Linked DNA regions of Homo sapiens: region 2 is linked to region 1. A link is a loop called in an ENCODE intact Hi-C map of the cell type or tissue named here. Cell type or tissue: GM12878. All regions are shown on one strand. Each heading gives the region's core, and the rest is flanking DNA. Links, peaks and the distances in the headings are about the cores only.

The links. Peaks named below come from ENCODE experiments on the same cell type or tissue, not always from the same donor. Only the 100,000 strongest peaks of a DNase experiment are listed, where the experiment ranks them.
Region 2: a loop joins it to region 1, with 1.9 times the contacts of the local background. A loop is called at or near these places in 3 of 110 quality-filtered maps.

The regions. Positions count from the first base shown.
Region 1 is chr5:119,019,338-119,024,638 of GRCh38, forward strand. It overlaps DMXL1-DT (DMXL1 divergent transcript), which reads right to left. Exons shown (of 3, transcript NR_134250.1): 2 at 740-903. Among named protein-coding and RNA genes, the nearest start is that of DTWD2, 33 kb to the left of the region's middle. In GM12878, for the core only: a CTCF peak has its summit at 2,798 (motif pointing right); a DNase peak (open chromatin) is centred at 2,792.
Region 2 is chr5:119,218,138-119,223,438 of GRCh38, forward strand. It overlaps DMXL1 (Dmx like 1), which reads left to right. Exons shown (of 44, transcript NM_001290321.3): 36 at 2,335-2,456; 37 at 2,803-2,944. Among named protein-coding and RNA genes, the nearest start is that of MIR5706, 66 kb to the left of the region's middle. In GM12878, for the core only: no CTCF peak of the experiment used is centred there; a DNase peak (open chromatin) is centred at 2,596.

The sequences.
Region 1 (5,301 bases), core at 112-5,111:
GGCTGAGGCAGGAGAATCACTTGAACCCGGGAGGCGGAGGTTGCAATGAACTGAGATTGTGCCACTGCACTCCAGCCTGGGCGACAGAGTGAGACTCCATCAAAAGAAAAAAAAAAGAATGCTTATAATTCCATTTCCCACTAATTTTACTATATTTTTCCAAGTTTCCAAAGAGATAATGGTTATATTATACAAGCAACATAAATGTTTTTAAAACCTTTTTGCAGGAGGAAGTTTAAAAATCACAAAATTGCTAAAGCAGATGTGGCAATTACCAAAAAAACAAAAAAAAAAAGAGGAAGTTTAAAGAAAAACTAAATATAGAAATAATGTTAGACTATTAGATGTTAGAATGCATGAGTGGAGTTATTGTGGCAGCCACATATGGGAAATCTTAGATTTTACATTTTGGGACATGTTCTGCACAATACCTCTATTCACTGAAAATGCCATTATATGAGCGTATGATGGATGATTGATTTTGTTTATTTTAGGAGAGATGTGAGTGTAGTTTAACAAAAGCCCAGAGAATAGTAAGTTGAAATGTTTCTCTTCTAGATATCATGTTTCTCTTCTAAAATACTCTTTTTTGTTAAAAAAATCATTTATTCTTATATTCATATAATAGCTTTTGAATACAAGCTCCAAAATTAAAATTAAATACGGTAACAAGTCAGCTGACCACAGTTAATTTTGCCCCAAGTCATATAATTACAGTCTCAATTGACTCGTTATTTACCCTTAGAAAGTCACTCCAAGCTGGCTGTGGTGATTCGTGACTGTAGTCCCAAGTACTTGGAAGTCTGAGGCAGAAGGATCATGTGAGTCCAGAAGTTGGAAGCTGCGGTGAGCTGTGATTGTGGCACTGTACGCCAGCATGCACGACAGAACAAGACTCTGTCTCTTAAAAAAAAAAAAAAGTTACTCCTATACTAAAAACACACACAGTGACCCACAACTATTACATAAAACAGACTAATAATTGAAGATTGAAAAGATTCATACTCCGCTATACATATATTCAGTTAAACCAGAATTATTCTAAAACAGTATAATCCATAATGTGGAAGATCAGTAGTGTATATAATCCAGAATAGTCCATAACCCCGAAAGAGAAATTAAGGACATGCATTTTGGTAAGATATGAATATTTGACATCCTGATAGTTCATACCTCCTTAAAAAGATGAAGGTATATTATGAATACTAAAGATCTGACTAGATAAGAGCTAAGTTTTACATTCTGGCTCCTAACTACAATGTTTATTTTCTTTCTTCTTTTTTTTTTTTTTTTGAAGGAGCCTTGCTCTGTCACCCAGGCTGGAGTACAGTGGTGTGATCGGCTCACTGCAACCTCCACCTCCCGGGTTCAAGTGCTTCTCCCGCCTCAGCCTCCTGAGTAGCTGGGATTACAGGCCCCACCACCATGCCCGGCTAATTTTTGTATTTTTAGTAGAGACAGGAATTTCATCATGTTGGCCAGGCTGGTATCAAACTCCTAACCTCAGATGAACCACCTGCCTGGGCCTCCCAAAGTGCTGCGATCACAGGCATGAGCCACCGTGCCAGCCATCCTAATTACAATATTTTCAAATAAAAAATTATGATAAATAATCTTAAATAGTCTGAAATCAGCTCTGCTATAGATAATTCATAAAGGCTGTCCAGCCCATTTCTGGCTCCTAGTCCAGTTTCCTGTCCCCATACTCCAAAGTCCTCTTCCCAAGACAGAAGTTCTTGATTCCCTGCCTGGCTTCAAGCTTTGGAAACAGTGCTGCCTTTCCTCAGGTAGGACAGCCAAAAAGTTATTTTTTTATTATGCTTTTTTGTATTTTCTAAATGTTCTATAATAAACTATTTTAAAACTCAGTTTTTAAGAAGCAATAAAAATATTGTAAGGGATTTACATTCAATTTGCAAGTGATTCAGTAATAAGTGATATGTGATCTTGCCATTTGTTGCATCCTTGTTCTGATTTCCCATAACAATTACCATATTCATAACCTAGGCCTTCCTGGTTGGAAATTGTCTTGTTCCCTCTGCCACCACAGAGGACTTAGAGCCCTTCACTGAGCCCTGCCTCCTGCCACTCTCATCTGTGGAACTGGGACCCTGTTAACTAACGGCTTACTTCTCCCATATTGCATGCCATAACAACACTCATGCTCAGGTTATCCTGTTACACCTGTGTGAACCTTCCTGCTAGGAACCGCTTTTCTGGCTCACCACTACTACCTGTTGCTGTTTTCCCTAGAGACCAAGTTCTGTAAGTCTTGAGGAGGTTGCAAACTGATGGTGCATAGGGCAAATTTAGCCCGCTAACATATTTGGTTTGGCACATTCAATGTTTGAAATGTTTACATTTGAATGTCCTTAGGCCAGACATATGTTCCCCAGTTTGCCATAGCCTCCAGTACTCCCTACTGTATATCTGCCCCTTTACTGGTTTACTTACTTGCTTGGAACATGAAGTCATTTGAGTTAGATCCTTAGGGAGAGAGTCCCTCCACTATCCCTACAGAACTTACCATCTCAGCTGGGCTCTGCTTATCTAGTAACTCAACAGAATGTCTAATTCTAAGTCTCAATTTTGCCTAGTCTTTCTGGCTCCGTTGATGTCAGCAAGTCCATTGTGTGAAATAACAATACTGCCTCAGTTGCAAGAAATTGAGCTAGGAAGATGATAAGATATTGGATGCTACTCTAGACTTACTGACTTGTTTACTACATCCCTCCAAATTATAGCTGTTCTCTGAAGAAATCTAAAAAAAAAGAAAGAAACTCACCAGAAGAGGGAAGCAAAGAACAGCCCAGATTTGCAGAAACATACAAATCTGATGGCTACTGAAGTAAGCATTACTGCACTTATTGATGACTTTAAGCAACTATCACAAGGATGGATGTTCATTGCCCAACCTTTCCATATGTAGTAGGTCCAGAAAATGCGCCCAGCCCCAGGCCCACATTCACTAAAGGATTGAATAAAGGATTCAATCCTTTATTCTCTACTGCATATTGAGAATTTGTTGAGTTTGAGAAAACATAGCATATCAGTTAGGGGAAAAGTTGGAGGAGGAAAGAGTCCAGATAGGGAGAACGTTGAAGGAGAAGTAAGAATAGAATAAGAAACAACCAAGCAAGCATGCGTGTAAGTAAAGAGGAAGGGAGGGGCCAGGCATGGTGGCTCACAACTATAATCCCAGCACTTTGGGAGGTCTAGTGGGAGGATTGCTTGGAGCCAGGAATTCGAGACCAGCCAGGGCAACAAAGCAAGACTGTAACTCTACAAAAAGAATTTTTTTAATTAGCCAGGCATGGTGGAGCACACGTGTGGTCCCATCTACTCAGGAGGCTGAGGAAGGATGATTCCTTGAGCTCCTGAGTTCCCAGGAGTTCAAGGTTACAGTGAGCTATGATCATACCACTGCACTCCAGGCTGGGTCACAAAGTAAGACCCCATCTCTGGGAAAAAAAAAAAAAAAAAAAGAGGAAGGGAGGAGGAAAGGCAGGGGAGCAGGAAAGCAAGTTAACAATTTATTGAGCATGTACACATGTGTACTTGATCCTTTTATAGATATCATTTCATTTAATGCTCACACCTTACTAAAGGTCACAGGGGCTCAAAGCAACAAAGTTGGAACGTATGTGAAGCCAAATATGTGACTCACAAGTCCATGCTCTTTTGATAACACCACAACTCTCTCAAAGGTGATTTATTTTAATCTGTGCAGCAAACTTTTACATAAGAGGTAACTCAACAGTACTTCACATGAGGAATAGATAAATTTAACTTTGAAAACAATCCTGTGAGGTACAGTTGGCCCTCCTTATCTATAAGTTTCACATCCACAGAGTCAACCAAACATAGATCAAAAATAGTTTTTAAAATGAAAAATAATACAAATGTTAAAATATATATATAGAACAACTATTTACATAGCATTTACATTGTATTATGGATTATAAGTAACCTAGAGATGATTTAAAGTATACAGGAAGATGTGCATAGGTTATATGCAAATACTATGCCATTTTATATGAGGGACTTAAGCATCAGTGGCTTTTGGCATCTAAAGGAGTCCTGGAACCAATCCTTCCCCTGATATGAGGGAAGACTGTATTGTGTTTTCCATTTTCACAGATGAGGAAACTAAAGGTCACAAAAGTAAAACATCATGCTGACAGCCAAGGGCTCTTGCAAACATCTGCAGTATCACTGGGTGTGTATGCCACAGGCAGAAGGGTTACCCCATTCTCTGGGCATCTTGCAAAGAGGTGAGCTAAGTAGGGCCAGGGTGCAGCTGGATGCATAACAGGGCTGTGCTTAAAGAGAGGAATCCACCCCTGTTCCTCTCCCCTTTATAGGGCAAGATGAAAGTGGAATTATGAACAAGGGACATAAAGTCTGGTCTGGGACACTAAATGGTCTGAATTTGGGTGCCAGTCATCTGGCAACACTGCTTATTAGTTCCTATGGAAAGTTGATTTTGGTCACAGCTCTGCCCACTGGGAGAAAAGGAGCAACAGTTACCAAGACAAGTTGTTTCAGACATAGCCACTTTCACTGGCAAAAGGAGAGGAGGCCCCAGCTTCAGCTAGTTCATCCAAACAACCTAGAGAGAACTTCTAGTGTCAAGAAGTCTTTAATCATTCATCAAAAATAGTGACAGAGCCAGGACTTGAATCCAGGTTTCGTTATCTCAGAATCCAGGTAGGAGCTATAAAGCTATTCCTTCATAAGTGAGGGACAACAGCCAAATCCAATAGCTATAGCAAATTTGAGGTTGTTTCACATGACTTTAGATTTCAGTTGTTCAAATGGCAGGTGAGTGTCAAACAAGGAAATGGTTCCAAGAGAATGATTCAATCATAACACCCCAGACACGGCTAGGGACATGAAAAGGAAGAACTGGGAGGAAAAGGGTACCTCAGAGATTAACAAAGGAATCACTCAATTGTCTTATTTATTTATTTGCTTACTTTATTTTTACTTTAAGTTCTGGGATACATGAGCTAAACGTGCAAGTTTGTTACATAGGTATACATGTGCCATGGTGGTTTGCGGCACCTATCAACCTGTCATCTAGGTTTTAAGCCCCCCATACATTAGGTATTTTTCCTAATGGTCTCCCTCCCCTTTCCCCTCACCCCCTGACAGGCCCCGGTGTGTGATATTCCCCTCCCTGTGTCCATGTGTTCTCATTGTTCAACTCCCACTTATGAGTGAGAACATGTGGTGTTTGGTTTTCTGTTCCTGTGTTAGTCTGCTGAGGATGATGGTTTCCAGCTTCATCCATGTCCC
Region 2 (5,301 bases), core at 258-5,257, 200 kb after region 1:
AGGCCAAGGCAGTAGGATCACTAGAGGCCAGGAGTTTGATACCAGCCTGGGCAACATTGTGAGACCCTGTCTCTACAAAAAAAAATTATCTATACCTGCATTACCTGCTCTTTCTTGAAGAAAATATGATTTAAAATAGTCTGTGCTATAAAAGAAACTAGTTGTTTTCTTCTTGAGGGTTTATATATAAGTACTGGTAATGAATAGCTATTCACATATATAAAGTCTACAAGTTACTGTCTATGAATATGCCTGTTTAATTTTTATTTCCCCAGATTTGCTATTTTTATTTATTTTATTTTATTTTATTTTACTTTATTTTATTTTATTTTATTTTGAGACGGAGTCTCGCTCTGTTGCCCAGGCTGGAGTGCAGTGGCGCGATCTTGGCTTACTGCAACCTCTGCCTCCCGGGTTCAAGCGATTCTCCTGCCTCAGCCTCCCAAGTAGCTGGGACTACAGGTGTGCACCACTACACCCAGCTAATTTTTGTATTTTTAGTAGAGACGGCGTTTCACCATGTTGGTTGGCCAGGATGGTCTCGATCTCTTTACCTCGTGATCCGCCTGCCTCGGCCTCCCAAAGTGCTGGGATTACAGGCGTGAGCCACTGCACCCAGCTGATATGCTATTTTTAATATCCTTACTAAATTTGCAGCTGAGAAATAATACCTCTTGCTTTAAGTTGCATTTTTTTAAATGCCATTGAGATTTTTTTTGCCATTTGTTTAGTTGGGAACTACCTGTGTCAAAAACTATGAAGGGTCTCAGATTTTACCTTAAATTAAAACTAACAGTTAGCTTTCTGTTTCTGTTGCCACAGAAACAGTTCTGTTTGAGGCAGGCAGTGGATTGTTTAAACAGTCCATTTAATTGATCCATTAAACATTTTAGTGGATGCTGTTAGAAGACATACGACTCTTGGATCAGAGACAAAGGACAGTTTATGTCTAACAGCAAAAGCAATAACCAGAAAATCAGCACTTTACACTGGTTGCCTGAGCCACAATTTCCAGAGAATGACGGGAAGAGGGCCAGATGATACCTACCTTACCTACACACATAGTAGGTTATATTACAGGAGAGGATCTCTGAGTTTAGGGGACCCAAATCTTTTATAATCGATAGTAAGCATACTTGCCCTTTGCTCTGGAGGGAGAGACGATAGTTATACAAACATCCTGGCAATTATACTGCAGAAAAAAGGGCAGACATGACTCACTTATAAAACATGCAGAATTTGGGATACCCATGGAGAATAACCACCCAATAATCTAGCTATATCATTTTTTCATTTATTTCTAAGGTCTCAGTTTTTTCTTAATAGTTTGTGTTAAAATCTAACATAACAGTAATGGTAATCCTATTTTCTCTTTGCTGTCAATATCTTCCTGTTTTCTGTTTCAAAGATACACATTTAATTAATTAATTAATTTATTTATTTATTTATTTATTGAGACAGGGTATCATGCCTGGTGCCCAGTGCTGTGGTGCAATGTCAGCTCACTGCAGCCTCGACCTCCTGGGCTCAAGCAATCGTTTCACCTCATTCTCCCAAGTAGCTGGGACTGCAGGTGCATGCCACCATGCCCAACTAATTTTTGTATTTTTTGTAGAGACAGTGTTTTGCCATGTTGCCCAGGCTACTATCGAACTCCTGAGCTCAAGCTGTCTGCCTGCTTCAGCCTCCTAAAGTGCTAGGATTATAGACGTGAGCCACTGCCCCCAGCCAAGATGTACATTTTTGATTCATAGGCATTTAAAATTTCATGTCATTTAACCTTAGCAACTTTTCATTTGTGATCTTTTTCTGGCATACTTCTCCCACTATATTTCTGCCCCTACACCTTTTTTCTGTGACCCTTTCCCACTTCTTTTTTTTTTTTTTGCCTAAGATTGAAAAGCTTTAGGAGAAAGTTTGTTTTATTTAAATAATTAATAATTATGTTTTTAGTTTGGAGTTCCTTATTGCCCTCACCTTTCTGTACCCTACAGGTTCCTATCTTTTTCAGCATCTTCCTCCACATTTCTGAATTGTGCATACCTTAGAGCGATCATAGCATTCTAGCAGTCTAGAAAAACAGTACTGGGAGAGGAAATAAAATGCTGCATGTATTGCCATTTATACTGGCTTTCTATTGGATGTACTTTTCATAGAACATAAACGTATCTCCAAACTGAAGCTTATTATTTCACTAAAAGTAAGAATGCTGTATATCCTGTACTTTAGTTATCACTGCTAGAGGTTATTTCAAAACTACCATTTTCAAAAGCAGCTCATATACTATCTCTTTTGCCTATTGCTTTTAAAATTACCATTTGACTTATTTTTCAGGCAAATAGAAACTGCATAGCAATCGCTTCCAGTCATGATGTTCAAGAACTGGATGTTTCTGGAATTCTGGCCACACAGGTCTACACTTGGGTAGATGATGATATAGAAGTGGAAACCAAAGGGTACCTTCATAGTTTGTTTCTATTTAGTAATGTTGCAATATGAGTGACTATATTTACTGAACTAAAACTTTCAAAAGATTCTTTAAAGCAATGTATAGATTGTAAGCAGAGTAGAAGCTGATGTGCTAAATGAGGGGTGGCAAGAGCTTTAAATAAGGGAACTGAGAGAAGAGTAAGTGAAGGGAACAGAAATTGTTGAGGTATGAGGTCATTGTGTGTGAGTTACAAATAAGAGCTGAAGAAAATTAATTTTAAAGGGAACTATAAATTCAAATTTTAGACCTTTCAAGTGTAAAAAAGAAAGAAATGATGAGTTGTTTTTATTCTGGTTGACATTCCTTTATAGATCAGAAGATTTCTTGGTTATACATGCTCGTGATGATTTAACAGCTGTTCAAGGTACAACTCCATATACACATAGCAATCCTGGCACTCCAATCAACATGCCATGGCTTGGTAGTACACAGACTGGCAGAGGAGCATCTGTGGTATGTAAAGTTAAAAATAAATTTAAGTTATATGTAACTTTTATTTTTCCCTCTAGGTTAATGGATAAAGGATGATTTAAAACATTTTTCTTAATTCCTAAAGTTTTAGTAAGTCTTACATGTTGGAAATTGTAAATTTTGATAATGAAGACTAGTATGTTTTCATTTGAAAGGGTAATAATAAATTGTTTTAAAAATATACTTTGCTTGAAAACCAAAGAGCTATATTTTAATTAAGAATTATTTGAAACATGGTTCAGATCAGGCTTCAGCAAGGTGTTCCCCATAGATCAAATATTACCCATGACCTGTTTTTATATAGCTAATATGCTAAGAATGGTGTATACATTTTAGTGAAATGGTTTATACATTGTTTTTTCAATAGTTGAAAAAACAAACATAGTATTTTTTGGCACATGAAAATTACATGAAACTGGATTTCAGTGTTTTTTTACAAATAAAGTTTTATAGGAACACAGCCAGTCATTTGTTTCCATTTTGTCTGTGGATGCCTTCACACTACAGTGGCAGAATTGAGTATCTGCAACAGAAAGTAAATGCCCATAAAGCCAAAACACTTGCTATCCAGTCCTTTATAAAAAAAGGTTTGCTAACCCCTTGTCTAGGTATCTTTTAATGGATATCAATTAATAACTATATCCATATTAAGTATCACTTTTTTAAATGCCAGGACAAATATTCTTTTTTTTTTTTTAACAAAAACAATATATAATTTCTTAAGTTAAGCAAAAAGCAATATAATAATGAACTGAAACATAATTTTTCTGTAGTGTTGGAGGATCTTTTTTAGCCCTGATTACCTAGAGATGTGATTCATATTTGTACTTCCAAGCCTTTATTATTACGTAGGTTATAGGAACTAATGAACGGATTTGAAGAAGCAAAGAAAGGTGGTAGGGTTTTTCAGAATTTCATAAGTACTGTAGAATGCTTTCCTTGGCCAAAAAAAAAATTATTTTTCATTAATTAGTATGAGCAATTGTTCAAGTAAAATCTGAGTTATCTTTAATAATACCTTGTAATATTTTGTACCTAATGGAGTTCCTTTATAGTTGCTATAACCTTATAATTTGCAGTATCTGTTGTAGTTGTTATTTACTCGTATTTAAACATTCTTCAGATGAAGCTTGAGATCCAAAAAGGTCAAGTGGATCAACTTATGTCACTTTGTTAAATGTATGGTAGAGCTTGTTTTAAAGCCCTCTGTTCTCCTTAGTTCAGTGATTTCAAGTAGCAGTGTTTTAAGGATTAAAATGAACTTGAAAAGCAATCTAGTAATTATTCAAATGAAATGACTTGCTCAGTGGTGGTTAAATAATTTTTCCAGCTGACAGATATGTTACAATTCATTGGTAAAACTTACTGATATTATATTCTTTTAAAGGAGAACTCAAAGGGAATATATGCCAAAGAAGTGCATAGGACTAATAGGCACTTTTTTGAATTCCAACCTCAGAGATTACAATATAGTTCTTCCTGTAACATCTTTCTTGTTGGTCTCTTCCTACTTCTATTCTTTACACAGCAGCAGCCAGTTACTCTTTTCTAAAACATCATTCAGGTTGTCACTCGCTTTCTAAAAAATTTCAGATTTCCCAATACGGCTTTTAAATAACAAGTCATTAATAGGGCCCTACAAAATTTAACCTTCTGCCATCTCATCTCCCTTTATTCTACATCTGATTCTCTTTGCTGTAATTACACTGGCTTCTTTCTGTCTCTTGAACTTATTAAGCTCATGGTTATGTCAGGAGCCCTTGACTTTCCTTCTGCTTAAAATGCTCTATCCCTCTGTTGTACCATTCACATCTCAACTCAAATCCCCCCACATTTCCCTGGCTTCCCTAATTAAGGCATTTGCCCCTACCCACTCTACCCCCAGTCACCTTATATTTTATCATCTTTATTATCCCTTGCGCTTACCAGTTATTGAAATTATTCATTACTTAGTTGTGTTTTTTTTTTTTTTTTTGAGATGGAGTCTCGCTCTATTGCCCAGTCTGCAGTGCAGTGGTGCAATATTGGCTCACTGCAACCTCCACCCCACAGGTTCAAGCAATTCTCCTGCCTCAGCCTCCCTAGTAGCTGGGATTACAGGCATGCACTACCATGCCCGGCTAATTTTTGTATTTTTAGTAGAGATGGGGTTTTGCCATGTTGGCCAGGCTGGTCTTGAACTCCTGGCCTCAAGTGATGCACCCAGCTTGGCCTCCCAAAATGCTGGGATGACAGGCATGAGCCACCGTGCCCTGCCTTAAGTTGTCTTTTTTATATGCCCTGGAATCTAAGCTCTTCGAGAGCTTGGATTCTGCCTGCCTTGCAGATTGATGATTTCT